Regions from separate parts of the Homo sapiens genome. Here region 1 is linked to region 2. The links are chromatin contacts, found by Hi-C in ENCODE. All regions are on one chromosome and are shown on one strand. Each heading gives the region's core, a stretch centred on a gene start or an enhancer-like site at or near the end of the contact. The rest is flanking DNA. Distances are from core to core; before and after follow the strand shown. Region 1 holds the start of EPM2A (EPM2A glucan phosphatase, laforin). Region 2 holds the start of HIVEP2 (HIVEP zinc finger 2).

What was found. Hi-C counts contacts between places; a loop is a spot of excess contacts on that map. Pooled maps may share reads with other maps.
Region 1: a loop to region 2 is called in a pooled map, with 12 times the contacts of the local background. The contact joins the promoter of EPM2A here to the promoter of HIVEP2 in region 2. A Hi-C loop is called at or near these places in 2 of 37 single-sample maps with no recorded cell type and 11 of 50 pooled maps.

What each region holds. Positions count from the first base shown.
Region 1 is chr6:145,734,126-145,736,825 of GRCh38, forward strand. It overlaps EPM2A (EPM2A glucan phosphatase, laforin), which reads right to left and starts at 1,395. Exons shown (of 4, transcript NM_005670.4): 1 at 1,073-1,395. The coding sequence starts at 1,373. EPM2A-DT (EPM2A divergent transcript) reads left to right here and starts at 744. Exons shown (of 3, transcript NR_038246.1): 1 at 744-795. RefSeq lists a silencer at 870-1,459 and enhancers at 1,620-1,679, 1,690-1,739, 1,760-1,809.
Region 2 is chr6:142,943,804-142,946,503 of GRCh38, forward strand. It overlaps HIVEP2 (HIVEP zinc finger 2), which reads right to left and starts at 1,373. Exons shown (of 10, transcript NM_006734.4): 1 at 1,296-1,373. HIVEP2-DT (HIVEP2 divergent transcript) reads left to right here and starts at 2,686. Exons shown (of 3, transcript XR_001744397.3): 1 at 2,686-2,700. RefSeq lists silencers at 1,003-1,072, 1,213-1,312, 1,513-1,742, 1,973-2,602, 2,653-2,700.

The sequences.
Region 1 (2,700 bases), core at 145-2,644, 2.8 Mb after region 2:
GTTCAAAGATATCTGTAAAAGGAATTTCAATTAAGCCACTACTGTTTACGACAGAGGAAAACTGAAAAGAACCTAAATGCACATTGGTAGATGCAGAATAATTTGTTGCCATTTAAAATATACATCTACATGTAAAATACATATCTACGTGTAGTGACAGTGAAAGATGTCCCTAACATATTGTTAGGCAAGAAAAGCAAAAATTCAGAATTACTATACAATTTTTGTAAAAAAAAAAAGTATATGCATATATCACATACATAAATGTGTACAAGCAGTGTGCTTAAGATGTGTGGAGGAAACACTGTAAGTTTTCACTATGTACATTTCTTTATTATTATTTTACAACCAGCATGTATTGTTTTAGTATTTTAAGAAATCAGGTCATGTCTCAATTGTCATATATCTGGGATTAAAAAAGAAAAAAAAATCCAAAAAGGGAAATATTCAACGTTTTTCCATTAGTTCATTCTCAATATCTATGAAAAAAATCTAAGTAGCACATTGCTGTCTAGGATTAGCGAAAACGCTAGTTTCGTTGGTTGGATCGTTTTGGGTTTTTTTTAGTGAATTAGAGCAGGAAAATGAGGACACAAAACCCAACCAAGGCGGAGTTGGGCTGTTGAAGCCATCAGCGGCGCGCGGCCGGGCAGCCAAGGGACCCGCGAAGGGGGGGACTCGGAGGTCGAGGGGCACTCGGAGGGCGAAGGGAGCCCCGGGCGGGAGACGAAGGGCACTGGCCCGTGACGCAGGCGCGGTTGGAAAGAAGCTGAGGACTGGATGTGCGGAAACCAGGTCAGAGGGGCAGGCAACAGAGTGGGCGGGAAGGCGGCCGGGAGCGCTATACGGGTCTAGGGAATCAGTAGGAAGCCGGAGGCGCGGCTGGCGGCGACAGCGTGGCCGGCAGAGCAGGGTCAGCCCAGGTCGCCCGGGGAGTGCGCAGGGACGCGGGCAAAAAGCCCGGGACGCGCGCCGCCGGGGCCTGCGGGGCCTGCCCGAGGCCGAGGCCCCGGTTGGGGGTGCGGGCCGGAGCTCCCGCTCTGCGCCGGGGGCAGGCGTCTGCTGGCAATACCTTCCCAGGAGAGCTCTCCTCCCGGCTCCCGCTTCAGGAACTTGTACCAGAACGTGTCCACGCGGCCCGGCTCCGCCCCGTCCTGCGCCGCCTCCTCGGCCGCCAGCTCCACCTCCCCGAGCCACAGGCCCGGCTCCTGCAGGGCCAGGGCCCCGTCGCCCGCCGCGGTGCCGGCCGGCCTCAGGCGGACGGCACCGCGCGGCTCCCAACGCCCCAGCTCGGGCCGCGACCCCACCACCAGCAGCTCCGGCCGGGCGCCGGCCACGGCGGGTGGCACCACCACCCCAAAGCGGAAGCGCATGGCGGGCGGCGGCGGCGCGAATACCCGGGCCCGGAGTCCCCGCGGCCGGCAGGCGCGGCCCGAGCACTAGGCGGCCGCAGCGATTGGGCGGTGGTGTGGGAGCCCCGGGCACCGGGGAGAACACGTGCTGTTCTGCGCCTTCTTTGGGATGCATCACGCGGCTCCCGAGCCCAGACTTCGTCCAGGCCGGCGGGAAGGGGTCAGCGGAGCCGCTAGCTGCCTCTTTGTGCCCCGCAACCCCGCGGGCGGTTGATTTCCACCTGTGGGCGCTGGGGACACGCGACCGGAAGAAATGGAAGAGAAAACGGGGTTCGGGGAGGGAGGAAAACTTCTAAGCCAGGCGATCGTCCAGTTCTCTCTCCAAGAGACTGGAAATTAACTTTATGAGGATCATAAGGAAGGGAATGACCTCTAGACAGCCGCCTTCTAATTGTGAAACGGGGGAAGATCTTGGACCTGGTCTCTGGAGCGCTCCCTATCTTAACCAAGTCACTTACTCTAGCAGGTCTCAGGTTCTTTGTCTGTAAAATGAGGGTGTAAAATAATGATCTTTCTAGACCCTACGAGCTCTGAAGGATCTCTGATTGGTGGAGATCACCCAAGACCCGGAGCTGATGCAAAACATTACCTACCATTCCCTTGTCTGAAAAGCCACATCAACTTTCTTTTTTCAAAAACTATATTTTTAGTATGTGTAAAGTAAGTTTGGAGTAAATACTTTCAAGTCCTTTTCAAGGTCAAAACAAAAACTAATTCTGTGACTACAAATGTATGCTTTTTTTTTTTTTTTTGAGACAGAGTCTCGCTCTGTCCAAATGTATGCATTTTTAATGGAGTAAATTAAAAAAAAAAACCTTTGTTTAAAATTTACTTTCAGCAAAAGTCAGCATTATTTTTTCAACTTAAAACCTTTTTGGGTTTTAAGTTGAAACAGGTTTTTTAGCTGTCTGGCCCAAATCCAAAATACGTATATCTTGGTGGGGAACTTCAATTTGTCTCTGCCATAAGACAAACGAATGTCCTGATACTTTTTGATTCTTTAACAAAATTATCCTTGTATTCTTAGGTTTATATATTCACTAACATTTAACATAACACAAATCTGTTACGTGAATTAAAGACACACAAAGGCATTTTTACCAGTGTTTGGAAGTTTGTGAATAGTAAAGGGGAACAGGCCAAAATTTCATGCGTTGAGGATATAAGTAAAACAGAAAGTGCAAAAATGTAAACTACACAAACTCAATCTCTTGTGGAACAATTAGAAAACTAATAATACATTTTACTCTTGAATGTTGATATTCCACTCGAAGTTTGGTTGGTTGCT
Region 2 (2,700 bases), core at 123-2,622:
CACACAACTTCCTGTGTGAATGCTAAGCCATTACAGGTGTCCTAAGGCCTCCAGTGAAACCTATTATCAAGAGATTCCTCTGGTCTCCTCGAAGTCATCCCCAGCGCCCCCCATCCGCCGCCCACACATTATTGCTTCTCTCCTCCAAGTGTCTTGATTAAGGACCCTCTCTCTTCTCCGCACTCCCGAGGTTAAAGTGCCCCCGTTCCCTTGGTGTAGCTAGTTACAAGCTTTCCCGTTAGGGAAGACTAGTGCCTGCAGTCCTTTTTAGTTAGATGCTTTTAAGTCAGAGATGAGAGGAGCCACTTGAAGAAACCCTCCTTCCCTTCTTCCTTTCCCCCACTGGGAACCAAGTCCCTGAAGGACAACACCCAGGGACGCTTCCTGACCTTCTATCCCCTCACCCAATTTGGGCTTGGAGGGTTGGGGTCGCATTTTCTCATGTCCTCTGCTGCACTGGATGTGTTATGTAAGAGGGACAGAACGCGGGAGGCACATGCGTATAAAGCGCACCGATCTGTGATAACAGCTGGGGTAGCAGAGCGGATCTGGAGTCCACCCCCCCCCCCCACCAAATACGACAGACCCCACACATGCACATCAGCACCCCCTCCCCCACACACCCACACACACACACACACACGCACACACCCAGAGCAATGTTTTCCTGTCTCACCCCTACCAGTACCAGAGGCACAGAATGGAAAGGCGGGGGGTGGGGGTGAAAGGAGGTGAAAGAGGAGGAGGAGCAGCAGCAGCACATCTGCTTTGATAGCAGCCGGCAGTGCCGCCGCGGCAGAGAGCCCCTCGTTAACCCCCTTCCTGTGGCTGCACCACGTCATGGAACATTCCCGGAACGGGCCAACGTTCCACCCACTTCAGGGAACAGACATAAAGGCGCAGACCCAGTTCCCCACAGTGCACAGCCCAAACACACATGTCCCTTCCCGATCCCCCGCCAGACGGACAGACAAACACGCATGCAAACCGCCCCCACCCGTCTCCACGCGCCCGGGTCCAGCCGGCAGCGGCCAGAGCCGCTCTGCAGCCGGTGCACCCGCAAGGCGAGGGCGCCTCCGCCTGAACCTTCCATCGAGACAGTCCCCTCCTTCCTCGCTTCCTTCCTTCGCTCCTTCCTTCCTTCCTTCCTTGCCCGGGAGGTAAAGGGAGTCACTGAAATGCCCAGAGCCAGCGCCTTCGCTGCGCTCGCTCGGCCGCAGGCCGGCGGCCCGGGCCTCGCGCCGCCAGCCCGCCCGGCCGCCTGCGCCGCGCGCCGCGGCCCCCTCCCCCGCTACCTGACAACGGGCCGCCGCCGGCCGCCGCAGCCGCAGCGGTGGCCGGGCCGTGCGCGCCGGTGCACGTCGCTCATTAGTAAGCAGGCACATTCCTGCCTCCAGCGCTCCCGCGCGGCCCCCTCCCCCCAGGACATTACGCAAAGCAGCCTCCCCTCATCTGCATAGATCCGCGGCCAGGGTATTCCCCGCATTTCCCCACGCGCCCGACACCCCTCCCGCGGTCTCCCCCATCCCCGCCCCCTCCGACCCTCACCCTCGGGCCACCGGGAAGGGGCTGGGGGCACACGCCGGGGAGCGGGGGACGGAGTTCGGCGGCGGCGATTCCAATATAAAGTGAAACAAGCTCCCAGCGCCGAAGGAGGCAGGAAAAACCCAGCGTCCAGGCCACTTACCGAGCCGAGGAGGGACCTAGATTCCCGCCGCTCCGCTCTCGCGGTGGCCGGTCCGCCCTCCGCGCACCCCGAGGCTGCACCCAGCACCCCAGACGCGAGACGTGGAGGAACGCTGTGAACGAGCCGGGAGACCCTCCAAGTTGCTCTGGGCTCCGTGGAGCGTCAAGGTCCAAGACACAACTTGGCAAAGACTTGTGCCACAGTCACCGAAGATGTTTGTGCGGAGACCCTCCTGCGGGGAACGACGGCGCTCGGCGGCGCCCCGCTCTCCTCCTCTCCACCCCCTCACCTCCAGCCCGCCTCCCGCCGGCCGCCCGCCTCCGGGCCGCGAGCCCCTCGGGCGGCTGTCAGCTCCCGGCCGCCGCCGGGTGACAGGGGCGGGAGGAGGGCGCGACGCGGCGGCCCGAGCCCCAGCGGGCGAGGGGGATCCTCGCAGCCGCGGCGGCCGCTCACCTGGAAAGTCACCGCTGAGGAGGAGGAGAAGGAGGACGGGGAGGAGGAGGGAGAGGAGGAGGGGGAGGAAACCCCCCTGGTGCCCTTGTTCTCGCTGCCGCGGCGGCCGCTCCTCGCCAAGGCTGAGCGTGTCTGGTGGGGGGTGTCTGGTAGCATTTCCTTAAGGACAGAGGGAGGGCGGGCGCGGAGGGAGGGAAAAGATCCCGACCGCCAGCCCAGGCTCCTCTTGCCTTTATTTATTTTTCTGACACTGTACGGAGATGGGCCCGGGGCAGGGGCCGCCGGGCTCAGGCGGGAGCCGCGAGGCCCGGGCCGCAGCTGTCTGCGTGCGGGAGCCGCAGCGGCCGCCTCCCCTCCCGGGCTGTGGACGCACCGGGTTATTCCTGGCAGCGCCTCCCCGAACAGAAGTTACTAGGAGGAGTGCGCGGCGAGGGCGGACGGGGGGAGAGGCGGAGGGAGGGAGGGAGGAAGAGGGAGAGACTCAGCCAACGACGTCATCGGATCCCCCAGCGCGTCCCAGGGAGGGAGGCTGAACCAGAAAAACCAGTCTGGAGCCAGTG